2 separate regions of the Homo sapiens genome follow, and region 1 is linked to region 2. Evidence: chromatin loops called from intact Hi-C (ENCODE). Cell type or tissue: gastrocnemius medialis. All regions are shown on one strand. Links, peaks and the distances in the headings refer to the core of each region. The heading gives the core; the rest is flanking DNA. Region 1 overlaps GPATCH8 (G-patch domain containing 8). Region 2 overlaps GPATCH8 (G-patch domain containing 8).

Region 1 (12,864 bases), core at 2,283-10,282, 60 kb before region 2:
TAGCCAGGTGTGGTGGTGGGTGCCTGTAGTCCCAGCTACTCAGGAGGCTGAGGCAGGAGAATGTCTTGAACCCGGGAGGCGGAGGTTGCAGTGAGCCGAGATGGTGCCACTGCACTCCAGCCTAGGTGACAGAGTGAGACTCCATCTCAAAAAAACAAAAAAAAGAAATGAGTGTCTAAGAGATATGAGAGGTAGGCTGTATATATATATATATATATATATATATATATATATATATATTTTTTTTTTTTTTTTTTTTTTTGAGACGGAGTCTCACTCTTTCGCCCAGGCAGAGTGCAGTGGTGCTGTCTCGGCTCACTGCAAGCTCCGCCTCCTGGGTTCACACCATTCTCCTGCCTCAGCCTCCTGAGTAGCTGGGACTACAGGCACCAGCCACCATGCCTGGCTAATTTTTTGTATTTTTAGTAGAGACGGGGTTGCACCGTGTTAGCCAGGATGGTCTCGATCTCCTGACCTCGTGATCCGCCTGCCTCGGCCTCCCAAAGTGCTGGGATTACAGGCGTGAGCCACCGCGCCCGGCCTAGACACCCATTTCTAAGAGTTAACTTCTACTACAAGCTTCTAATGTATTCTAGAGCTGCTCTGTACATGTTTTTTAGTTTAGTTTTGAAAATTAACATGCAGTAGTATTGACTTATTTGATATGGATTTCTATGAATTTATTTTTTGATAGAAATATATTTTTTTTAATTTTACTTTAAGTTCTGGGATACATGTGCAAAACATGCAGGTTTGTTGCATAGGTATACATGTACCATGGTGGTTTGCTGCACCTACGAACCCGTCATCTAGGTTTGGTTTGGTTTTTTTTTTTTTTTTTTTGAGATGGAGTCTGGCTCTGTCGCCCAGGCTGAAGTGCAGTGGTGTGATCTCGGCTCACTGCAGCCTCCGCCTCCTGCATTCAAGCGATTCTCCTGCCTCAACCTTCTGAGTAGCTGAGATTACAGGCGCCCGCCACCACACCCGGCTAATTTTTTTGTGTTTTTAGTAGAGACGGGGTTTCACCATGTTGGCCAGGCTGGTCTTGAACTCCTGACCTCAAGATCCACCTGTCTTGGCCTCCCAAAGTGCTGGTATTACAGGCATGACCCACTGCGCCCAGCCTCGTCTAGGTTTTAAGTCCCGTACGCATTAGGTATTTGTCGTAATGCTTTCCCTCCCCTTGCCCCCCACCCACTGACAGGCCCCAGTGTATAATGTTCCCCTCCCTGTGTCCATGTGTTCTCATTGTTCAGCTCCCACTTAAGAGTGAGAACATGGGGTTATTTATTTTTGAGACAAGAGTCTCACTCTGTCGCCCAGGCTGGAGTGCAGTGGCGACACCTTGGCTCACTGCAACCTCTGCCTTGTAGGTTCAAGCGATTCTCCTGCCTCAGCTTCCTGAGGACCTGGATATCAGGCGTGTACTACCACACCCGGCTAATTTTTCTATTTTTAGCAGAGATGGGGTTTCTCCATGTTGGCCAGTCAGGTCTCAAATTCCTGACCTCAAGTGATCTGCCTGCCTTGGTCTCCCAAAGTGCTGGGATTACAGGTGTAAGCCACCATGCCCAGCCTAGTTCTATGAATTTTAACACATTTATAGATTCTTATAACTGCCACTACAATCTGCCTATGGAACAGGATTTTAATTTAAGTATTCAAAAAATACATTTTTTAGAGGTGAAATACAGAAATATTTAGCCTGTTTTCACCATTTTTCAAAAAATTTAAGTACAATTAAGATACAGTGAAATTCGCCCATTTACATGTACAGTTCATCAGCACCATAAGACGGTGAAAAAAAAGTACAATTTGAGTATTGACAAAACGCATCATAGTGCAGCCACCACAACAACCAGTGTATAGCTTCTGACAATCACTGATCTTTTTCTTTTCTTTAGCTTTGTTTTTTCCAGAATGTCCTATATATGGAAGCCTTTTGAGTATGGCTTCTTTTCACTTAGCATAATTAATTTGAGATTCATCTCTGTTACTACTTGTATGAATAATTTGTTTCTTTTTAGTGCCAAGTAATATCTCATTGTATGGGGTATACCATAGTTTTTAAAGTTCATTTCTCAGTTGACATTTGGATAGTTTCTAGCGTACAAATAAAGTTGTTAAAAACATTCACAGACAGGTGTTTTAAGTTGAGTGTACTATTTTATGTTCCCATCAGTAATCTATGAAAGTTGCTCGTCTGAAATTTTATCAGAGGAGGGCTCACGCCTGTAATCCCAGCACTTCGGGAGGCTAAGATGGGCAGATTGAGCCCAAGAGTTCGAGACCAGTCTGGGCAATATGGCAAAACCCCATCTCTACCAACAATACAAAAATTAGCTTGGTGTAGTGGCGTGCACCTCTAGTCCCAGCTACTCGGGAGCCTGAAATGGGAAGGATTGCTTAAGCCCCAAGGAGGGTTGAGGCTGGAGTGAGCCATGATGGTGCCACTGCATTCCAGCCTGGACAACTGAGAGAGACTGTCTCTCCAAACAAATGAAGTGGTATTAGGTTGTTTTTTTTTGTTTTTGTTTTTGTTTTTGAGACTGGAGTCTCACTCTGTCACCCAGGTTGGAGTGCAGTGGCGTGATCTCGGCTTACTGCAACCTCTGCCGCCCGGGTTCAAGCGATTCTCCTGCCTCAGCCTCTTGAGTAGCTGGGATTACAGGCGCCTGTCATCGTACCCAGCTAATTTTTTTTTTTTTTGCCCTTGTTGCCCAGGCTGGAGTGCAATGGCGCGATCTCAGCTCACTGCAACCTCCTCCTTCCGGGTTCAAGCGATTCTCCTGCCTCAGCCTCCCGAGTAGCTGGGATTACAAGCATGAGCCACCACGCCTGGCTAATTTTTTATTTTTATTTTAGTAGAGACGAGGTTTCTCCATGTTGGTCAGGCTGGTCTTGTACTCCCGACCTCAGGTGATCTGCCCTCCTTGGCCTCCCAAAGTGCTGGGATTATAGACGTGAACCACCGCGCCTGGCCAATTTTTGTATTTTTTAGTAGAGACGGAGTTTCACCATGTTGGCCAGGCTGGTCTTGAATTCCTGACCTCGTGATTCTCCTGCCTCGGCCTCCCAGATTGCTGGGATTACAGGCATGAGCCACCGCGCCCTGCCGCATTTTTTTTTAAATGCCATTTTAATAGGCATGTGGTGGTAATACATTGTGATTCTAGTTTGTATTTCCTTAATGGTTAATAATGTTGAATGTGTTTTCATGTGCTTACTTGCCACCTGTATGTCATTGATGAAATGTTTAAATCTTATGCCCACTTTAAAAATTGGGTTGTTTTTTTCCCCTCTTTTGAGAATTTTGTGTATTTTCTGGATACAGGTTTTTAATCAGGTATGGATTTGTTCAGCATTCATTGGTTTCTGATTTTTTTTTGAAAAGGAATAAGATTTGTAAATATTTTCTCCCAGTCCAGCCTATCAATTTTTTTTTTTTTTTGAGACGGAGTCTTGCTCTGTCGCCAAGCTGGAGTGCAGTGGCGCAGTCTCGGCTCACTGCAACCTCTGCCTCCTGGGTTCAAGCAGTTCTCCAGCCTCAGCCTCCTGGGTAGCTGGGATTACAGGCACGCACCACCATGCCCGGCTAATTTTTGTATTTTTAGTAGAGACAGGGTTTCACCATGTTGGTCAGGCTGGTCTCGAACTCCTGACCCTGTGATCTACCCGCCTCGACCTCCCAAAGTGCTGGGATTACAGGCGTGAGCCACCTTGCCCAGCCATCAATTTTTTATTCCATATATTGATTGTGCTTTGGGGTTGTCTCTACGAAAATATTTGCCTAGCCTGTGGTCACAAAGATTTTTCTCTTGTATTTTTTCTTCTAGAATATATCATTTTCAGTTTTACATTTAGGTCTGCAGTGCATTTTGGGTTCTTTTTTTATTCAAAGTATGGATTGAAGCTCTTTTGTTTTGTATATGGACACCTAGTTCTAGCACCGTTAATTGAAAACATTAAAATTTCTCTGTTGAACTGTCTATATTATTAATCCTGATTTGTATTGCATCTGACAGATCCAGAATGATTTGAAAAGTTAATTAGCTAACTGTATTTAGAAATTTGTTAAATGTCTTATTTGGAACCTGGCATTTGCTGACAGTAGTTTGTAATCTACAGAAGGGTTTTCTAAAATAACTTTAAGCCTAAGATTAAAAGATGATTTTGCTAATGATTCATTATCTTTTTGGAAAAACTTGTGTGATTTTTCATGCAGCAAGGATGAGCTGAAATGGTTTTTCCTAGAAGGTGCCCATTTTCTTTTTTGTAGACTTACTTGGTAGTTCTCTAATAATCTGTGTTTGTGCTTTAAATGTCATCTTTGATAGTGATATATTTTGGGGCAATTCTCTTTTTGTTTAAAACCATCACATAGTTGTCCTAAATTAAGTACTCTAGGCCAGGCTTGATGGCTTAGGCCTGTAATCCCAGAACTTTTAGAGGCAGAGGCAGGAGGATCACTTGAGCCCAGGAGTTTGAGACCATCTAAATCAAAATAAAAAACAGCCGGGCGTCATGGTGTATGCCTGTTGCCCTAGCTACTTGGGAGGCTGAGGTGGGAGGATTACTTGAGCCCAGGAGTTAAGGTTACAGTAAGCTATGATGGTTCCACTGCACTCTAGCTTGGGTGACAGAGAGAGACTCTGTCTCTAAACAAACTAAAGGTTTAATTACTTTAAAAAAGTAGTACATAGTTATTGTTAGGATGAGGGTTTTTTTGTTTTGTTTTTTGTTTTTTTTTGTTTTTGAGACAGACTCTTGGTTTGTTACCCAGTCTTGAATGTGGTAGCTCAGTCAGCTCACAGCAGTCTTGAACCCCTGGGCTGAAGTGATCCTCCTGCCTCAGCCTCCCTAGTAGCTAGGACTATAGGACTAGGACTATAGGTACACACCACCACGCCCATCTAGTTTTTTTTGTATAGACAAGGTCTTGCTCGCTATGTTGCCCAAGTTGATGTCCAACTTCCTGGCCTCCAGCAGTGCTCCCACTTCAGCCTCCCGAAGTGCTGGAATTACAGGCATGAGCCACTGTGCCTGGTTTATTCCTGTATCATTAAATTGTATAGACCTGTAGAGTGAAAGAATCGATATTCAGCTGTACATTGGTGTTCTGTACTATAATGAGGTTTGAGTTAATCTCAGTATTTGGATATTTATTATTTAGTAATTTAGAAGTACTTTGCAATTAACACCTTTAAAGTAACTTAAAATGTTGAGTGTTGCAGTAGAAATTAAAATGCCAAGAAGCAGGTGTTTGGAGGTAAATTGAAGACAGACTTTCAGGCTGCGCTTGGTGGCTCACATCTGTAATCTCAGCACTTTGGGAGGCTGAGGCGGGCAGATCACTTGAGGTCAGGAGTTCAAGATCAGCCTGGCCAACATGGTGTGAACCCCCCCACCCCCCACCCCATCTCTACTAAAAATACAAAAATTAGCCAGGTGTGGTGGCGTGTGCCTGTAATCCCAGCTACTCCGGAGGCTGAGGCGGGAGAATCCCTTGAATCTGGGAGGCCTTGTTTGCAGTGAGCTGAGATGGCATCACTGCGCTCTAGCCTGGGCGACAGACCAAGACTCCATCTCAAACAAAACAAAACAAAAAGACTTTCAGGATTAATAGCTGTTTTTAATTTTTTAAAATCATTTGTTCATGACTGCTTTTTTTCATTCCTGAAATACCCACTTTTAAGTCCTTTTTTTTTTTGTCTTTGGAAAACATACTCCTCCTGTCCCTTGCTATTCCATTTTTCTTCTTTTTTTTCCCTTTCTTTATTTGGATAGACTTTGCCATACAATTTTATTTTTATTATTTTTATTGTGGTAAAATATGTGTAACATAAAATTTATCACTTTAACTATTTTAAAGTATATAGTCCAAGCCAAGTGTACTGGTGTGGCGCCTGTAGTTCCAACTGGTCAAGAGGCTGAGGCTGGGCTCCTTGAGCCCAGGAGTTTGAAGGCAGCCTGGGCAACATAGTGAGACCCCCTTCTCTTAAAAAAAAGGATACAGTTCAGTAGCATTAAGTACATTAACAATATTGTACGACTACCACCACCACCATCTTGTTCTAGAACTTGTTCATCACTGCCACACAATTTTAGCACCTAATTGTTCCCTAGTGTTTGGTTGCCATGTTATTAGGTGTAAGAGATAAACAAGACTCAGTTCTTGTCCTCAAGGACTTCACAGTCTAGTGAGAGAAACGTAATACTTACTATACAATTTGGCAAATTACATGTTAGAGCTCCCCATCATTAGATTTTATTTATTGAATTAGAATTTTAATTTTACCTTGAAAAGGCAAAGTAACTTTTTGTTAGGTTAACATTCAAGTTATCATATCTTTCCACACACTGAATTCGTTTAGGCTAGACCAAAAGACTGAAGTCTTTAGTCTTTTGATTTAGGTCATTGTGGGACTCACAAATCCTGATGCCCTATATTTTAAGACAAGAAGGGAACCAGAAAATTGATATTTTGATTTAAAAGCAAATTATGAGCTATTCCTTCCTGATGAAGCAAGGAGATCTGTGAAAACTATGATTAGAGATAACTTCTTAGTTGTCTGCAGCTATCATTTGTTGAAACTGTTTTTACTTATTTTAGTTGCAGTGACAACTTGCTTGATTATGATCAAATACATCATTATAAAGCATGTTTATCTCCTTTGCAGATCATCTTGAGGAATAGTTGCTTTGGAAACTGTCAAGAGCTTATTTTTAATTTCTTGAAAAGCCGGGAGGTATCAGTTGATTTAAAGTTTAATGTCTTAGCAGATTTAGTTTAAAATAATGTTACCAGATTGAGCAGTATTTATTTAAAAATAGGTTTTATTTTCATTACTATGACTTGTTTTCTTCATTATTAAAGATTTAATGCAATATTGCATATAAAAAAGTAAAACAGGCTGGGTGCGGTGGCTCACGCCTGTAATCCCAGCACTTTGGGAGGCTGAGGTGGGCGGATTGCCTGAGCTCAGGAGTTTGAGACTACCCTGGGCAACATGGTGAAACCCTGACTCTACTAAAATACAAAAAATTAGCCAGGCATGGTGGCACACACCTGTAGTCCCAGCTACTTGGGAGGCTGAGGCACGAATACCACTTGAGCCTGGGAGGCAGAGGTTGCGGTGAGCTGAGATTGTGACACTGCACTCCAGCTTGGGCTACAGAGTGAGACTTTGTCTCAAAAAAAAAAAAGGTAAAACAGCGTGGCTCTTTGTTTGTAAGACTCTGTAGTCTTCCTAATGTAGTCAGTCTAAAAGAGTTGGTGTCCCAAATGGTTGATAGTGTTTTAGTTTACAATTTCAACACTTGTTAGGAGACTAAAAGTTCAGATTACTAGGCCTAGATTCCTAATAAGTTGTGTTTTGTTTTGTTTGAAATAGGATCTCGTTCTGTCCCCCAGGCTTGGAGTGCAGTGGCTTGATCACAGCTCACTGCAGCTTCGACCTCCTTGGCCTAAGTGATCCTCCCATCACAGCCCCCTAAGTAGCTGGGACTACAGGCTCACACCACAATGTGTGGCTAATTAAAAAATTTTTTTTTGTAGAAACAGGGTCTCACTGTATTGCCCAGGCTGGTCTTAAACTCTTGTCCTCAAGTGATCTTCCCGCCTCAGCCTCCCAAAGTGCTGGGATTACAGGTGTGAGCCACTGTGCCCAGCTCTAATACATTTTTATAAAGTTTTTGTTTGTTTGTTTGTTTGTTTGTTTTTGAGATGGAGTCTCGCTCTGTCTCCCAGGCTGAAATGCAGTGGTGCGATCTCGGCTCACTGCAAGCTCCGCCTCCCGGGTTCACGCCATTCTCCTGCCTCAGCCTCCCAAGTAGCTGGGACTACAGGCACCTGCCACCACGCCCAGCTAATTTTTTGTATTTTTAGTAGAGATGGGGTTTCACCGTGTCAGGATGGTCTAAATCTCCTGGCCTCGTGATCCACCTGCCTCGGCCTCCCAAAGTGCTAGGATTACAGGCGTGAGCCACCGCGCCCGGCCTTTTATAAAGTTTTTTCTTTTTTTTTTTTTCTTTTTTGAGATGGAGTCTCGTTCTGTTGCCCAGGCTGGAGTGTGGTGGCCCAGTCTCAACTCACTGCAACCCCCACCTCCCGGGTTCAAGCAGTTCTCCTGCCTCAGCCTCCTGAGTAGCTGGGACTACAGGTGCACACCACCACAGCCAGCTAATTTTTTGTAATTTTAGTGGAGATGGAGTTTCATTATTTTGGCCAGGCTGGTCTCGAATTCCTGACCTCAGGTGATCCACCTGCCTCAGCCTCCTGAAGTGCTGGGATTACAGGCGTGAGCCACCACGCCTGACCCATTTTTATAAATTTTTAAAAAGTTGGAATTTGTGGTGTGGTTTTGATTGTGTACTGAAAATGAACGATTGCAGTGTCCTTTTAGGTTAAAAAAAAAAAAGAAAAGTTAAAAATAATCCTTAGTTTGGTTAAGCTGTTAATAGATTTGACACTTAACTGCTTTTGAAAAATAACTGTAATCATCTTTTTTCAGGGTAATCACTTTGATCAGTATGAGGAAGGACACTTGGAAATTGAACAAGCGTCACTTGACAAGCCTATAGAATCGGTAAGATAATCAGTGCTTAATTTCGGGTCTTAGCTAGTTAGTTAGGTAGTGTTCGTGTGACACTTGATGTGAGTGAAGTTAAACTTATTAATAACCAATAGTACAGTTTAGAGTTGTTTTCTTGCATGCCATACAGTAATCAATTAAAGCTTGGGATGTAATCTAATATTTAATATGTTGGGAAATCAGTCCAAAAAAATCTAGAAACACATTAGAATTTCAATGGAAAAATATCTTTTTGGCCCATACCGATACTTTGTTGAAGGTAGCAAGTTAAAGTTTAGCATTTTGTGAATTGAATAAAGGAGTAAAATGTATTTTGATCCTTTATAGCTTCACCTTTCTTGGGCAATATAATTATGTATGAAATGTTCCTACATAAGTAGAATATGTATGGAAATTTTTTTTTAAATGTTATATTAAAAACATTTAAGGAGTAATATGTTTTATTTACCAGACTGTTGTGAAACATGGCAAGTTTGGTCTCTGTAGCTTAAGAAATGTGGTTTTTGTCAAAAGCTGATTATTTCTATCTTTTCACACTGCTTAGTTTTGGACACTGATGATATCAAGCAATAGAACAAGGAGATTTATTTACCTGGCTCTTAGTTTTAAAAAAACTTCTTAATTTTTGAACATTATTTTCACTTTGAAAAACCCGTTATTTTTAAATAACACAGTCTATTGTTAAAATGTCTAAACTTGTCATTATTGTCAGCAGTTACTATTTGTGCTTAAGTGTACATATTTAATAAGGATTTCGGTGAGTTATTGGTAAAACTTGAGTGGGGAAAAAAAGTCAAAAAGGGAATCTTAATCTTTATAACCATCATGACAAGCCCCCCACTTCCCCTTAAGAAACACTAGCTTCTTCCTCAGGAAAATAAGAAGGCAATTTAGAGAATACGGATATTTTAACTTTAGCTTTTATTTTCAAAACTGCAACATAGTAAAGGATCAACATATATTTATGTTCCTAATTAGGTTGGTGTTGTGTGTGTTTGTATGTGTGTTTAGATGTTTACAGAAATTTACACAACTTGGGGTGTTCGACATTTTTCTTCCACAGCAGTTGGCCCATATTAGCTAAGCAGCCATGATCTGGTTTGTATTGCACGGTCTGCCTTTTTTTAATTTCTTCTCTAGGGTTTCTTTCTCCCCACCTCCCTTTCTTATTTCTGTCTTTCTGGTCCAGTGAACACTGCATATAGTACCTTCTGTCTTAATGTGCTGGCATGATGCTAGACTTAGGCATGGCAGTAATTGATGACGCATGTGATAATGCTGCAGAGGGAGAATTCTCATCTGATATTTCACTGAAAGCCTAGTCTTGTGTTTTGACATAAGGATAAAATGCCAAGCCCACTTTGCTAAGTTAAAAATCACTGATTTTAGGCCGGGCACAGTGGCTCAACGCCTGTAATCCCAGCACTTTGGGAGGCCGAGGTGGGTGGATCACGAGGTCAGGAGATCGAGACCATCCTGGCTAACACGGTGAAACCCCATCTCTACAAAAAATGTAAAAAATTAGCCGGGCATGGTGGCAGGCGCCTGTAGTCCCAGCTACTCGGGAGGCTGAGGCGGGAGAATGGCATGAACCCGGGAGGCAGAGCTTGCAGTGAGCCAAGATCGTGCCTCTGCACTCCAGCCTGGGCAACAGAGCGAGACTCTGTCTCAAAAAAAAAAAAAAAAATCACTGGTTTGTGCCTTGTTCTGAATTATTTTGGGGATTATGACAAGGCAGAATTTTGTAATGAAATCTGTAGGCTAGACAGTATCTTGTATTTGCAAACTAATTTAATTTTTCCATTTCAATTTACAAAACTGGAGGGTCTGGCCGGGTGCGGTGGCTCAAGCCTGTAATCCCAGCACTTTGGGAGGCCGAGACAGGTGGATCACGAGGTCAGGAGTTCGAGACCAGCCTGGCCAAGATGGTGAAACCCTGTCTCTACTAAAAATACAAAAATTAGCCGGGCGCAGTGGTAGGCACCTGTAGTCCCAGCTACTCGGGAGGCTGATGCAGGAGAATGGCTTGAACCTGGGAGGCGGAGATTGCAGTGAGCCGAGATTGTGCCACTGCACTCTAGCCTGGGTGACAGAGCGAGACTCCATCTCAAAAACAAACAAATAAAAAAACAAAAACAAAAAAAACCAGGAGGGTCTAAGTTTAAGACAGAGCTGTCAGAATCAGCTCCCCAGTACCACATTCTACAAGGTGCATGGTTGGTTAATTGTCTTACACAAGCTATAATTCTGTGGATACTCAACAGTAGCAGTAAATTTAGATGAAATTTGCAACCTAGTATTCATTATTACGATACTTAACAAATATTTTTTAAACCACTAAATTAAATGATATTTAACATATTTTAAGCCTAGAGGGCTACACTGAAATATTTTTGGAAATTTCATTCCTATGGCACATGAGGCTAATGCTATTTTACCTCTCATAATGTCCAGGACTTTTTCTGCCACATATAGCGAGAACAGTATCAGAAGGCAGTCTAATTGAGTAATCATTGTTGAATAATCTCATTCAGTGGGAGTAGAATTGATAATATGCCTTATTTATTAAGTAGTGCTACCTTCTTCACTTAAAATAGCAAATAGTATATAGTACTCAGGCTGGATATTTAATTTTTTTAAATAAATGAATGTTCAGAAATGTATATTAGTAATTACACTTCTAATGAAAATTTACTTCTGAAAGATAAATATATGCATTATTTGTGATGAGATAGTTTAGGTTGTAGGAGAGAACTTCATGGCCTACATTGTATTAGGTAGAAGTAGGGCACAGGATCTGGGAGAATAAACAAAGATGCAAGAAAAAATAAGAAAAAAAAAAAGAAGTATTGACACACAAGATAAGAGGGATCTTATTTCTGTTGCCTGATCATTTGTGAGTAAAATTTTAAGTGTTTTTCTCTTTTTTCAACTTTTTTTTTTTTTTTTTACTTTTTTTGGTCACAGAAAATTTTAAGTTTTAAGAGAAACTCCTACAGTGATTGGCATCAAAGTAGGTAGTGTTCCCTCCCTCCCACCAAACAAAAGAAGTCCCTTATCACCTGAGGAATGCCCACTAAATAATAAGTAAATATTTAATTACATGGCTGGCTGGCTATATTAAGCTGTTTTGTTTTTAGGGGAAAATGGTGTTACTTCTAACACAGAAAGAGTGCTGAATTAAAATCTTTCTCTGCAGCAATATCTATTGAGAGGTGCTGACTGTTTTGCTACAGCATGCAACTCAAAAGTGGCTGAAAATATGCAGCTTTGGGAGTCTACAGATCATTGCAGGAGCTAAAGGTCTAGTCATTTTTTTTTAACCAAAGGTAATCTGCAGCAGCTGGTAACCGTGGAGGTCTCTGCACAGGTTTGTGCCAAGAATATGCCTGTGTGAAGGGTTATTGTGAGTATAGGATTAAGGTCTTTTTATTTTGTAGTAGGCTAAATTTGATGCAAACCAGCAAGATGGGAAATGAGACATGAAGATGCAATAATGTATTATGCTTTTAGTGAACTTCCGAAGCTTAGATTTGTTAGTGAGATATTGGTATTTCAATTTTATTAGGTAAATGTTGAAAATATATCAAAATCCAGTATTTGTAAAGCATTTAATAATATTTTTTGAAGTTTAATTTTCCCTTATTTGCTTCAACCAACCAGATATCTTTCAATGAGATTTTTCCTCAAGAATGAAATATCTTTTTAAGAAAATTATATGAGAATTGCTAAACAACTTGATTATCTCTATTAAAAACAAGTTGAAAAGTGTGAACATTTTATCCCTATTACGAGAAGCTTTGAATTTGAATTTTAAAAATTGTTATTGCTTTATGAGATATTTAGGTCTCAAATGTTATAATTATAACCTCCACTTACTTAAAGACAAAATATTTACAAAACAAAGCTTGATCTAAAGCCATAGCTCCGTCTAGGATTCAATCACAGAAGAATTAATTGGTGTTTTTTAGGATACACGGTCCTTTATGACCTTTATCATAGTTAGAAGATGAGGAATTGGGCGCAGGGGCTCACGCCTGTAATCCCAGCACTTTGGGATGCTGAGGCGGGCAGATGACGAGGTCAGGAGTTCGAGAACAGCCTGACCAACATGGTGAAACCCTGTCTCTACTAAAAATACAAAAAGTAGCCAGACGTGGTGGCACATGCCTGTGCATGTGCTGGGATTACCCAGCTACTCAGGAGGCTGAGGCAGGAGGATTGCTTGAACCTGGGAGGCAGAGGTTGCAGTGAGTCGAGATCACGCCAC
Region 2 (12,864 bases), core at 3,298-11,297:
GTTACAACAATTGGATTTTATGAGTATACCCCCCAAAACTTGGTGTCTATGATTTCTTGTGTCTGCCAATCTTTATCTGCAGTCATCCAACACACTTTGTTTTTTCAGTGGCAGAAATCCTGACATAGACACCACCTCCAGCCCACACTCCCACATATACACTATTTGACAAATTGTGTTTTGTAAATCTTATATAATGTTTTTGCCTTTTATTGATTTCTAAGTTTTTATTTAATTTTGTAATTCAGCTGAGGGTCACTGGGAGCTTTGTTTCCATTTCTGCTCTTAACGCGTTAAACTTTGAAGAGTTATTCAGCAGACTGTTATTTTCAAGTTCCCTACATAAGATTTCATGCTTTATTGGCTACCATTTTCTATTATTAAGTCATTTTGCTATTCAATATACCTTGGAAGTTAGATAAATTTTGAGAAGGAAAATAAAATTAGATGCTATCTTAACTTTAACAAAAAACTCTGTTGCTGCATGTTGAAGAGCTGATAAATGAATTACACTTTGCAGTCTTTGCCCCCTCCCCCGCCGCCACCCCATCATTTTAGAGGAGAAAATTGTACCTAACTAGTTACTGATATACAGAAGATGGCAATAATCCCCCTGGGAGAGTTTAGAAGGGAAAAATAAATTGTTACACCTATAGGACAGTTCTGGCTTGTTAAAGAATTTCAAGCCATTTGATCTTGGGTGACTTTAACATAACTTACTAGGTTTTTGGGGGGTACAATAGTTGTATTTGTTAAACTTGTAAATTTATGAGCATTGGAATGATGTCTCCTAAGCTGGACTTGTTGAACTAAGATTTTTTTTTAGCCTTCATCTTCCACCAACCATAAGATTTCAGTGCACAGGTAAAAGGCAATCTTTGACCAAGTTTTATTCTTACTAGAACTGGAAGAATTTGTAAGCTGGTTGTGGTATTACACTTTTTTGGAACAGTCTCCCCCATTTAAATATACCTAACCAATTTAAGATTCTTCCACTAATGGACTTGTATTCAAGACAGCTTTTCAACTTACTACATACCTTTGGACATTCTTTTCTGTTTTTTTGAGACGGAGTTTTGCTCTTTCGCCCAAGCTGGAGTGCAGTGGTGGATCTCAGCTCACTGCAACCTCCACCTTCTGGTTTCAAGTGATTCTCCTGCCTCAGCCTCCTGAGTAGCTGGGATTACAGGTGCCTGCCACCATGCCCAGCTAATTTTTGTATTTTTAGTAGAGATGGGGCGAACTCCTGACCTCGTGATCCGCCCACCTCGGCCTCCCAAAGTGCTGGGATTACAGGTGTGAGCCACTGCGCCCGGCCGTGGACATTCTTTTAATACATTGTCAGCTTTGCTTGATTCGAAGAAGAGAAATTTATAGAGCATATATATATAGACAAGCTGTATTGGCAGTTACTTTTTTACTCTTTCAAAGACTGGTTTTTCAGGAAAGAAAAATTCAACAGTGAATACTTCTATCCAGGACCTTTTCCAGTTTTTCAAAGTATTTATAATTTAAAAATGTTAGGCCGGCCGGGTGCGGTGGCTCACGCTTGTAATCCCAGCACTTTGGGAGGCCGAGGCGGGCGGATCACGAGGTCAGGAGATCAAGACCACGGTGAAACCCTGTCTCTACTAAAAATACAAAAAATTAGCCGGGCCTGGTAGCGAGCGCCTGTAGTCCCAGCTACTCGGAGAGGCTGAGGCAGGAGAATGGCGTGAACCCGGGAGGCGGAGCTTGCAGTGAGCCGAGATCGCACCACTGCACTCCAGCCTGGGTGACAGAGCAAGACTCCGTCTCAAAAAAAAAAAAATTTTAGGCTAGGCACGGTGGCTCGCACCTGTAATCGCAGCACTTTGCAAAGCCAGGGCAGGAGGATCACTTGAGCCCAGGAGTTCGAGACCACCCTGAGCAATGTACAAGACCTGCCCCCCAATCTAAGCTAATTACAAAAAATGTAATTAGCTGGGTGTGGTGGCACATGTGTAATCGCAGCTACTCCAGAAGCCGAGGTGTTAGAATCGCTTGAGCCCAGGAGTTTGAGGTTGCAGTGAGCCATGATCATGCCACTGCACTTCACACTGGGCAACAGAGCAAGACCTTGTCTCAAAAAAACAAAACAAATAAAAAACTCTTTCAGATTATCTTTATTTAATTAAGACATTTAGTATCTAAGTATATACTCAAGTTTTGGGGTTCTTGAGAATTTTTTCAATTAAGAAATATCTGTGATATATTAACAGAAAAGATATTTTAGGTGGAAAAATGGCATTAGAAAGGTTAGGCCAGGTGCAGTGGCTCATGCCTATAATCCCAGCACTTTGGGAGGCTGAGATGGACAGAGTCACATGAAGCCAATTCGAGACCAGCCTGGCCAACATAGCAAAACCCTGTCTCTACTAAAACTACAAAAATTAGCCAGGCATGGTGGTGCACGCCTGTAATCCCAGCTGCTTGGGGGTTCGAGGCACGAGAATTGCCTGAACCTGGGAGGCGGATTTTGTGGTGAGGCAAGATCATGTCGCTGTACTTCAGCCTGGGTGACAGAGCAAGACCCTGTCTCAAAAAAAAAAAGAAAAAAGAAAAAGAAAGAAAGGTTACACACTAGTCGATGACTTCAGAGTCAAGTTTTAACTAGAAAAGAGGCCAGGTGCGGTGGCTCGTGCCTGTAATCCCAGCACTTTGGGAAGCTGAGGGGGAGTTCACCTGAGGTCAGGAGTTCCAGACCAGCCTGGCCAACATGGCGAAACCCCATCTCCATTGAAAATACAAAAATTAGCTGGGCATGGTAGTGTGCACCTGTAGTCCCAGCTTCTCAGGAGGCTGAGGCAAGAGAATCACTTGAATCCGGGAGGCAGAGGTTATAGTGAGCCGAGATCGTGCCACTGCACTCCAGCCTGGGTGACAGAGCGAGACTCCATCTCAAGAAAAGAAAAAAAAGGTTTTTTTGTTTGTTTGTTTTTCTTGAGATGGAGTTTCACTCTTGTTGCCCAGGCTGAAGTGCAATGGCGCGATCTCGGCTCACTGCAACCTCCGCCTCCTGGGTTCAAGCGATTCTCCTGCCTCAGCCCCCAGAGTAGCTGGAATTACAGGCATGCGCCACCACGCCCGGCTAATTTTTGTAAAGAAAAAAAAGTTTTAACTAGAAAACAATAGGCTGGGTGTGGTGGCTCACACAGTATAATCCCAGCACTTTGGAAGGCCAAGGCGGGCAGATCAGTTGAGGTCAGGAGTTCAAGACCAGCCTGTCCAACTTGGTGAAACCCCGTCTCTACTAAAAATAAAAAAAATTAGCCAGGCGTGGTGGCCTGGCTAGTAGTCCCAGCTGCTCGAGGCAGGAGAATTGCTTGAGTCTGGGAGGTGGAGGTTGCAGTGAGCCAAGATGGCACCACTGCACTCCAGCCTAAGTGACAGAGCAAGACTCCATCTCAAAAATAAAGAAAAAAGTAAACCAGGAAAAAGTATAATTCAAACTTCAATAATGTATAGACTTGCCTTTTAAGGGAAAAAAAGCAAAACAGATTTACAATGTAATAAAATTCACATTGACAGCATTAATGTGTTGTATGATAATGTTTTAGTGACACTGTCCTCAACCTGAATGTAGTAGAAATTGTTACATCTTTGGTTCATTTGAATTTGACATGTTTATTCTCCTGCACACCTTGTGTTACCTCAGCTCTCCCACCACTTTTCTCTATTGCATTTGCTCTCAAACTAGGGAGATTTTGTCACTCTGGAGGCACTTGGCAATGCCTCTGTACATTTTTGGTTGTCCCAACTAAGGGTGTGATACTACTGGCATCTAGTAGGTTGAGGCCAGCAATGCTGGTAACATCTACAATGCACAGAAAAGCTCCTTGAAACAAAGAGGCAAAATGGCAGTTAATAGTGCTGCAGTTGAAAACCCTATTCTATCAGAATTAATTAAAAACTTTCGTATATATATGATATTGTGGTGTCATTTGACCTTAGTACAAACAAATTATTGTCATTTTAAGTCCCAAGTTATGTTGTAAACATTTATAAAGTGCTCATCTAGGTGATCCAGAATATTCACTTATTACTCTTCTTTAGAGTACCATCAAAATAAAAATACAAAATTAAGGGTTACCCATGGAGAACTCATGGACTGCCTGTTCACTAATACAGAATATATATCTGTGATCCCTGGTCTAGGAAAAATCTTTAGCTGGTATGATGAATGAATGCATGTGAGTTTATTTCTTCATCTTAAAAGCTCATCTTACGCATTAAAAAAAAAAAAAACCATGTAGTACAAGTTTGGTTTTGGTTTTGGTTTTTGGTGAAATGTTCTTCATTTGCTTGAAAGGTAGGCTTTTTCACCTTTCTTCATACTGCTGTTCTAATGCAAACAGTAGGATCTCAAAACAGAATGTTATAAATATATAAACAAAAGAAGCACAGCACTAAATTTTTCATAGTTCGTCTCTTCCCTGAACTTGGAATGTCTGAGGAACCCACTGGGTGCAGTGGCTCATGCCTATAATCCCAGCTACTGAGGAGGCTGAGGCAGGAAGATCTGTTGAGGCCAGGAGTTCAAGGCTGCAGTGAGCTATGCTCGTGCCACTGCACCTCAGCCTGGGTGACAGAGCAAGACTCTGTCTCTCTAAAAAAAAAAAAAAAATTACCCTGATGTGGTGACACGCACATGTAGTGTAAGTCCGAGCTACTTGTGAGGCTAAGCCAGGAGGATCGCTTGAGCCCAGGAGTTTGAGGTTGCAATAAGCTGTGATCATGCCACTATACCCTAGCCTGGGTGACAGAGCAAGACCCTGTCTCGGACAACAAAAAAAAATAATTTCTAAGGAATCTTTAATTGACCTTGGTACAACACAGCCACATAACCCCTAACAGGAGGAAGGACATATTTTTCATTCCTCTTTGATGGACATGAACTTAACATACAAATGGACCTACCATTTTTCCAAATTCATGCTCTAAAATCATAAAGACACCCTGTCTTGTCTTCCAGGAAGGCACACAGGATTATTATGAATCTGAGATAATAGGTAAGTACTTTCAACCCTGTATTAGCAATCCCTAGTTTGCATCTTCTATCAGATTTTCACCATTAATATTTTTCAGAGAAATAATGTATTACGTTAGTAGTAAACTATAGTAGAGGCAGGATCCTAAACATACCCTTCTCTTTAATAAGCACAAATAATCTCTCCAAAAGGAGCTATATGGTCACCCTCATTCAAGGTTTGAGTTGTTTTTTTCCTGACAGGATGCGGGGGTGTTATGTGCCTCTTTATATTCACTAGTTTTTCTCAGGTTTTCCAAGATTTTACGAAGAGTTGTTAACACAAAAATATTAAGACCCAGCTTGATCTTCAGAGATACAGAAGCTGATTAAGTATTTTGGCTCTTTTCAGTAGTTTAACCCTAGTTTTCAAGTGATCGATGTTAATACATTTTGAAATCTCTAAGAGTAGGCCTTTCCATTTCTGAAGAAATCCAATATATGATTCCTTTTTACATGAGTTAATTCTGATAACACCTGAATGCTCAATAGACATTAGCACTGACTAGCCGGGCGCGGTGGCTCACGCCTGTAATCCCAGCACTTTGGGAGGCCGAGGCTGGCGGATCACAAGGTCAGGAGATCGAGACCATCCTGGCTAACATGGTGAAAACCCCTCTCTACTAAAAATACAAAAAAGCCGGGCGTGGCAGCACGTGCCTGTAGTCCCAGCTACTGGGGAGGCTGAGGCAGGAGAATTGCCTGAATCCGGGAGGTGGAAGTTGCAGTGAGCCAAGATCATGCCACTGCACTCCAGCCTGGGCGACAGAGCAAGACTCCATCTCAAAAAAAAAAAAAAAAGACATTAGCACTGATCATCTCCTACCTTTGTTGGCTTAGTGTAAGTTACAGACAAATTTGATACTACAGATTTTTCTATCCCTACGTCCTTGCCTCCTTAATTATTTTGCATATCTTTAAAAAATTTGTCTGCTGATGGATATGACAGTAGAATCATTTTCTTTAGCATTTCAAGAGGCCTAAAATTCAAACTCCAAAGAATATTGTTTCCCAAAAGTAAATTAATTAATAGCAGCACCACCTTTATAGTCAATCCTCCTTCCCTCCCTCCCTTCCTCCCTTCCTTTCTTCCTCTTTTTCTTTTCTTCTCTCTCTCTCTTTCTCTCTTTTTGGCTGCTTCCTTTGTACCTTGTTACCTACTCAGGATTTTTCTTCCAATCTTAGCCTCTTGTTTGTGCCACTAAAGGTCCTCCTAGTACATAAACTAGAGAGGTCACAAATTATCTCATAGATATATTTTATCTGGCCTTCACATTATTAGTTTTTCCCTTTTTAATTTCAGTTGATTCCCAAATTTTAAAAATTCAATTTTACATAATTTAGGCTTTGGCTTATCTTGAAAAATTAAAATTATCAGACAACATTGGGCCTACATTTCAACATAACAGTTGACTAAAGCTGAACAGTTGCCATCTCTTTGCTCATTCTGCAACTAGCTGTGATCTCCACTTCATCTTTTCTCTTACACCAATCTGTGTGACTCATTATGTTACCTGCCAAACTCCTGTAAACATTTGAATTTGTGACTCAGGCCTATGCTTTTCCTTCCTTCCCACACAGGTTCCCGTGGCTTCTGACTGATACTGGGGAACTGGCACATTGAAAAGCTGCCTCCTTGCTAATAGTGTTGGGACCAACTTCCTTGCGATTTCAGTCTCTGGTAGTCTGATCCAGATTATCAAAATCTGGTACTGTAAAGCATCTTCAGAAATTCTTTAGGCCAAGCGTGGTGGCTCATACCTGTAATCCCAGCACTTTAGGAGACTCAGGCGGGCAGATCACTTGAGCCCAAAAGTTCGAGACCAGTCTGGGCAACATGGCAAAACCCGGTCTCTACAAAAAATGCCCCCAAAAATTAGCTGGATGTGATGGCAGTTGCCTGTGGTCCCAGCTGCTAGAGGGGCTGAGTCTATTAATACATGATTTAGTTAACTTTGTCTAAACTGTTTGCAACTGCTTTTTGACAGGATTGACCTTGTCTAAACTGTTTGCATCTGCTTTTTGACAAGATTACTTACTCTTACTTGACACTTGACGGTTTCATTACGCAGTAACATAACATTACCAAGGAACAGAAATTTAGAGTTTTCCTCAGGAGAATCATTTGAGCCCAGGAGGTGGACATTGCAGTGAGCCAAGATTGTGCCACTGCACTCAAGCCTGGGTAATATATTGAGCAAGGCCCTGTCTCAAAAAAAAAAAAATTCCTTTAACTGTAGGATTCAGTATCTCAGTCAGAGGAATATGCTTTTAGCCTCCCTCTTCTTTCTGCTAAAATACCTGTAGTATGAAAACTCCTATACTTTTTACATTTTCTAAAAGGACTAAAGTCTTATTTAATTCCAAGGTCTGTTTCAGTTGTGAACAAAAACAGTAGTTCCCTGAGCTTTAAATAGCAGAACTAAAACAGATGAAGCCTCTAGCAGCCACCAGTGACTGTATTCTGATTTGTACAGGATATAATCTGTTAATACATGATTTAATTAACTTTGTCTAAATTGTTTGCAACTGCTTTTTGACAGGATTACTTATTCTTAGTTGACTGTTTCATTACCCAATAACATGTATTACTTAAACAGCACAGTTCTCTTCAGGGATTATGCTTTAAGAAACAACACAGGTTTGAAGAAAGGAGTGCATCTCAGCACTTGAACATGTTGTAGTTTTATTTTAATAACCTATAGCAGAGAGGTGAAAATGTTGGGTTCAGTGGTATTCTATACCACTGTTCATACCATTTTCTTGGGGTCTGTTTTGCTTAATAAGAAAATTGACATCATTTGGCCAGTCTTCCAAAAATTTAGCATGTTTCATGCCTTTTCACCTGTTAAGTCTTATGTATTCATTCCCCTCTGCTTATGTTGGGAGTAAACTTATTATACCCAGCAATCACGACATAGCTAACCTTAAAAAAAAATCTGCTGAAGGCCAGGCATGGTGGCTCACGCCTGTATTCCCGGCATTTTGGGAGGCCGAGGTGGATGGATCACGTGAGGTGAGAAGTTCGAGACCAGCCTGGCCAACATGGTGAAATGAAACCCCATCTGTACTAAAAATACAAAAAAAAATTAGCTGGGCGTGGTGGCACACGCCTGTAATCCTAGCTGCTCGGAGGCTGAGGCAGGAGGATCGCTTGAACCCAGAAGACAGAGGTTGCAGTGAGCCAATATAGTACCGCTACACTCCAGCCTGGGCAACAGAGTGAGACTCCGTCTCAAAAACAACAAAACTGTTGAAAAAATCCCCTTCTGCTTAGGGGAGCTGTCTGCTTTTGTGATTAGGGGTAACCCTCAAAACAGACACTTCAGGACCTAATGTTGCCAGGGTAAACCAGGCATTCTCTTGTTATGTATTTCTAACTGTTCTTCATTTTGGCACTCAATCCCAGTTGACTAAAAATGATTCTGCCTTACTTTTGTTCTACAGTTTCAACCTTTCTGCCCCTTACACTTAATTTATCACAGTGATGCACTGTGGTAGAGATGCTGGGATTAGACTCTTTGTTCTATTGTAGTCAGAAAAGTTAAAGCAACCTAAGTAATAAGTTCTTTAGTGACAGTACTGTAAAGAGCTCTGAACTGGGTTGTTGTTGTGCCATTTGCTTTGGACCCAGGCAGCTCTTATGACTTATCCGCCTTCAGATTTTACCTATGGGGCAAATCTTTGTCCCCAGATATCTTCTTGGAGTGCTATGTAAATACAGATTGAGCATCCCAAATTCAAAAAATTAAAATCCAAAATGTTTCAAAATCTGAAAGTTTTTGAATGCCAACATGACTCTCAAAGGAAGTGTTTATTGGAGCATTTTGGGTTTTCAGATTTGGGATGCTCAAGCAGTAAATATACAATGCAAATATTCTAAAATGTAAAAAAGCCCAATATCTAAAACACTTCCAGTTCTAAGTATTTCAGATACGGGATACTCAACCTGTATACTTAAAGCTCATTATCTACAAAACCACAAAATTTATGTATACCATTTCATACCCACTGGGATGGCTAAAATAAAAATGGTACTCTAACAAAGTGTTGGAGAAGATATCAAGAAGTTAGAGCCCTCCTGCATTGCTGATGAGATAGTGAAAAGATAGTGGAAAAGTTTTTGACACTTCCTCAAAACATTAAATACAAAGTTACCATATTACTAGTATATACCCAAGGGAAGTGTAAACATATGTCCACACAAGAACTTGCCTAAAAATGTTTATAGCAGCATTCTTCATAATAGCCAAAAAGGGAAATAACCCACATGTCCATCAACTGGTAAATGGATAAAATGTGGTACATCTGTACAATGGAATATTATTCAGCAATAAAAAGGAAGGACTTACTGGTATATACAACATGCATGAATCTTGAAAATAGTATGCTAAGTGAAAGAAGCTGATCACAAAAGACCCCATATTGTATTATTTATATAAAAAGTCTAGAATAAACAAATGTATAGAGACAGAAAGCTGATTAGTAGATTCCTGGGGCTAGGCAAAGGGGAGATGGTGAGTAACTGCTTATGGGTATGAGGTTTCTTTTGGGAGTAATGAAAATGTTCTAAAATTAGATAGTGGTGATAGTTGCACAATTCTAAGAATGTACTAAAACCCACTAAATTTGACACTTTAGATGTGTGAATTTGGGCCAGGAGCAATGGCTCACGCCTGTAAACACTTTGGGAGGCCAAGGCAGGAGGATCCCTTGATCCCAGGAGTTTGAGACTATCCTGGGCAACATATGGAGATCCTGTCTCTACAAACATAAAAATAAATTAGCAGGGCATGATGGAGTGCATCTGTAGTCCCTGCTGTTTGAGAGGCTGAGGTGGGAAGGATCACTTGAGCCTGGGAGGTCGAGGCTGCAGTGAGCTCTGATTGTGCCACTGCTCTCCAGTGCAGTGACAAAGCAAAACCCTGTCTCCAAAAAAGGGGGGTGGGGTAAATTTTAGGGTATATGAAGTCTATCTCTAAGTCATTTTTAAAACCTCATTAACCAGCTTAAGTTTTCATGGTGGTAGTGGTGGTGAAAATATGTACTACATATACATATGTACATGTGTGTATGTATATGTTCATATATATATATACACATATATATATACACATATATATATATACACATATATATACATATATATATACACACATATATATATATACACACACATATATATATATATATATATATGCCTTAAAGCAGGCATACTTGGTGCTGTTAAAGAATATACCATACTTTTAAGGAGTTTTGCTGAATTCCTGAAAATAGCAAAACAAGCATTACATGGTAATTTTATGACAAATTAATTTGATATTGGACTATTCGGCCTGGCCGGGCACAGTGGCTCACACCTATAATCCCAGCATTTTGGGAATCCAAGGCGGGCAGATCACTTGAAGTCAGGAATTTGAGACCAGCCTGGCCAGCGTGGCAAAACCCCATCTCTACTAAAAATACAAAAATTAGCCAGGTATGGTGGCACGTGCCTGTAATTCCAGCTACCTGGGAGGCTGAGGCAGGAGAATTGCTGGAACCCAGGAGGTGGAGGCTACAGAGATCATGCCACTGCATTCCGGGCAAAAGAGCAAAACTCCATCTCAAAAAAATTAGCCCGGTGTGGTGGCACGCATCTATGGTCCCAGCTTCTCAGGAGGCTGAGGCAGGAGAATCGCTTGAACTCGGGAGGTTGCAGTGAGCCAAGATCGCGCCACTGCACTCCAGCCTGGGCTACAGAGTGAGACTCTGTCTCAAGGAAAAAAAAGAATTTGGGTTGGGCACAGTGGCTCATGCCTGTAATCCCAACACAAAAAATTAGCCGGGCATGGTGGTGGGAGCCTATAATCCCAGCTACGTGGGAGGCTGAAGCACAAGAATCGCTTGAATGTGGGAGGCGGAGGTTGCAGTGAGCTGAGATCATGCCACTGTACTCCATCCTGGGTGATAGAGGGAGACTCTGTCTCAAAAATAAGAAGAAAAAGAATTTGTATTTTTTTCTTTTTCTCTCAGTTTTTCACTATCTGTAATTGGCATTAGTATCTAATTTTCTCTCTTACCAAATACTTGGTTTTTTCTTACTGAATAAAATTAATTTTCATCACTTACTAATAGGCATATGGTAAAAGAAAGAATTTACATCTAATGTTCAGTAACGTGGCTTTCCCTAACCATTCATCTATAATCTTCCTTCACTGGGTAGTTTAATACTGAAACATTCTATATTCTCTCCTGGTCTTTTCTCTCACCCACCACCTGGTGATATCTTCTTGGGTGATCTCATCCATGAACATCAAACACTGAGACATGAATTAGGGTGACCCGGGCAAGCAACAACTACAGCATGATTACTTCAGTTAGGAAGGGGAGAGGAGACAGACATTAATGTTTTGTTGTAGAGGGAGGGGGAAAAAAAACAGTGGAGAGAAGAGGCTGTGATTTTGGTATGCAGGATCATTGACATAAGAGGAAAAGGAGTGGTTGAGATTTGAAGAAGGCCAGATTATGCTTAGCCAGAAATAGTGGTCGAGATACAACACATCTTTTTTTATTTTGTTTTAAAGACAGGTTCAGCTGGGTGTGGTGGCTCACACCTGTAATCCCAGCACTTTGGGAGGCAGAGGCAGGTGGATCACCTGAGGTCAGGAGTTCAAGACCAGCCTGGCCAACATGGTGAAACCCTGTCTCTACTAAAAATATAAATAGCCGGGTGTGGTGGCATGCGTCTGTAGTCCCAGCTACTCGGGAGGTTGAGGCCCGAGAATCACTTGAACTCAGGAGGTGGAGGTTGTGGTGAGCCAAAATTCTGCCACTGCACTCCAGCCTGGGTGACAGAGGGAGACTCTGTCTCAAAAAAATGAAATAAAAAATAAAATGAAAGGTTCTTGCTCTGTTTCCCAGGCTGGAGTGCAGTGGCACAATCATAGCTCACTGTGACCTTGAACTCAAGCAATCCTCCTGCCTCAGCCTCCCATATAGCTGGGATTACAAGCACATAACCACTGCGCCCAACTAATTTAAAAAAATTTTTTTGGCCGTGCGTGGTGGTTCATGCCTGTAATCCCGGCATTTTGGGAGGCCAAGGTGGGCAGATCACCTGAGGTCAGGAGTTTGAGACCATCCCGACCAACATGGAGAAACCCTGTCTCTACTAAAAATACAAAAATTAGCCAGGCGTGGTGGCGCATGCTTGTAATCCCAGCTACTCGGGAGGCTGAAGCAGGAGAATCCCTTGAACCTGGGAGGCAGAGGTTGCGGTGAGCTGAGATTGCGCCATTGTACTCCAGCCTGGGCAACAAGAGTGAAACTCCATCTCAATTTTTTTTTTATAGACACAGTCTTGCTGTGTTGCCCAGACTGGTCTTGGACTCCTGTCCTCAAGCGATCCTTTTACCTCAGCCTCCCAAAGTGTTGAGAGTACAGGTGTGAGCCACAACCCAGTTTGATAAATATTTACTGCGCATCTCTTTTGTGTCATAGACAACTATGTGTACATTGCATAGTTAGTTACAAAGAAAGACTAAGCCTCAGTCCCTGTTGGGAGAGCAGAGTTGCTATCTGGTGAGGGAAAGACGCCATGGATAATCTTTAGACCCTAAAGGGACAAAATCAAGTTTTCTCTTCAGAGCTGAGTAAATGTAGAACATGGGATTTTAGTGGCAGTAGGAAATATTCTGCCCTAAATTCTGCCTGTTTTCTGATACTTGAAATCCCCTTTACATGAGAAAAATGGGTTTTATTTAAATGTAGATAATCAATTTTAAATACTCGAGAAAGTAATCAGAATTATTCTTAGTATACTCCATCAAATATAA

Evidence for each region. A loop is a pair of places that touch in the nucleus more often than their neighbours do. Peaks named below come from ENCODE experiments on the same cell type or tissue, not always from the same donor. Only the 100,000 strongest peaks of a DNase experiment are listed, where the experiment ranks them.
Region 1: it touches region 2 in a loop (2.2-fold over the local background); 4 of 110 quality-filtered maps call a loop at or near these places.

Annotation. Positions count from the first base shown.
Region 1 is chr17:44,470,553-44,483,416 of GRCh38, reverse strand. It overlaps GPATCH8 (G-patch domain containing 8), which reads left to right. Exons shown (of 8, transcript NM_001002909.4): 2 at 8,514-8,588. Among named protein-coding and RNA genes, the nearest start is that of GPATCH8, 26 kb to the left of the region's middle. In gastrocnemius medialis, for the core only: no CTCF peak of the experiment used is centred there; no DNase peak of the experiment used is centred there; H3K27ac peaks cover 3,234 bases.
Region 2 is chr17:44,411,441-44,424,304 of GRCh38, reverse strand. The region is part of intron 6 of GPATCH8 (G-patch domain containing 8); the gene reads left to right. Among named protein-coding and RNA genes, the nearest start is that of ITGA2B, 28 kb to the right of the region's middle. RefSeq lists an enhancer at 2,149-3,122. In gastrocnemius medialis, for the core only: no CTCF peak of the experiment used is centred there; a DNase peak (open chromatin) is centred at 6,614; H3K27ac peaks cover 2,133 bases.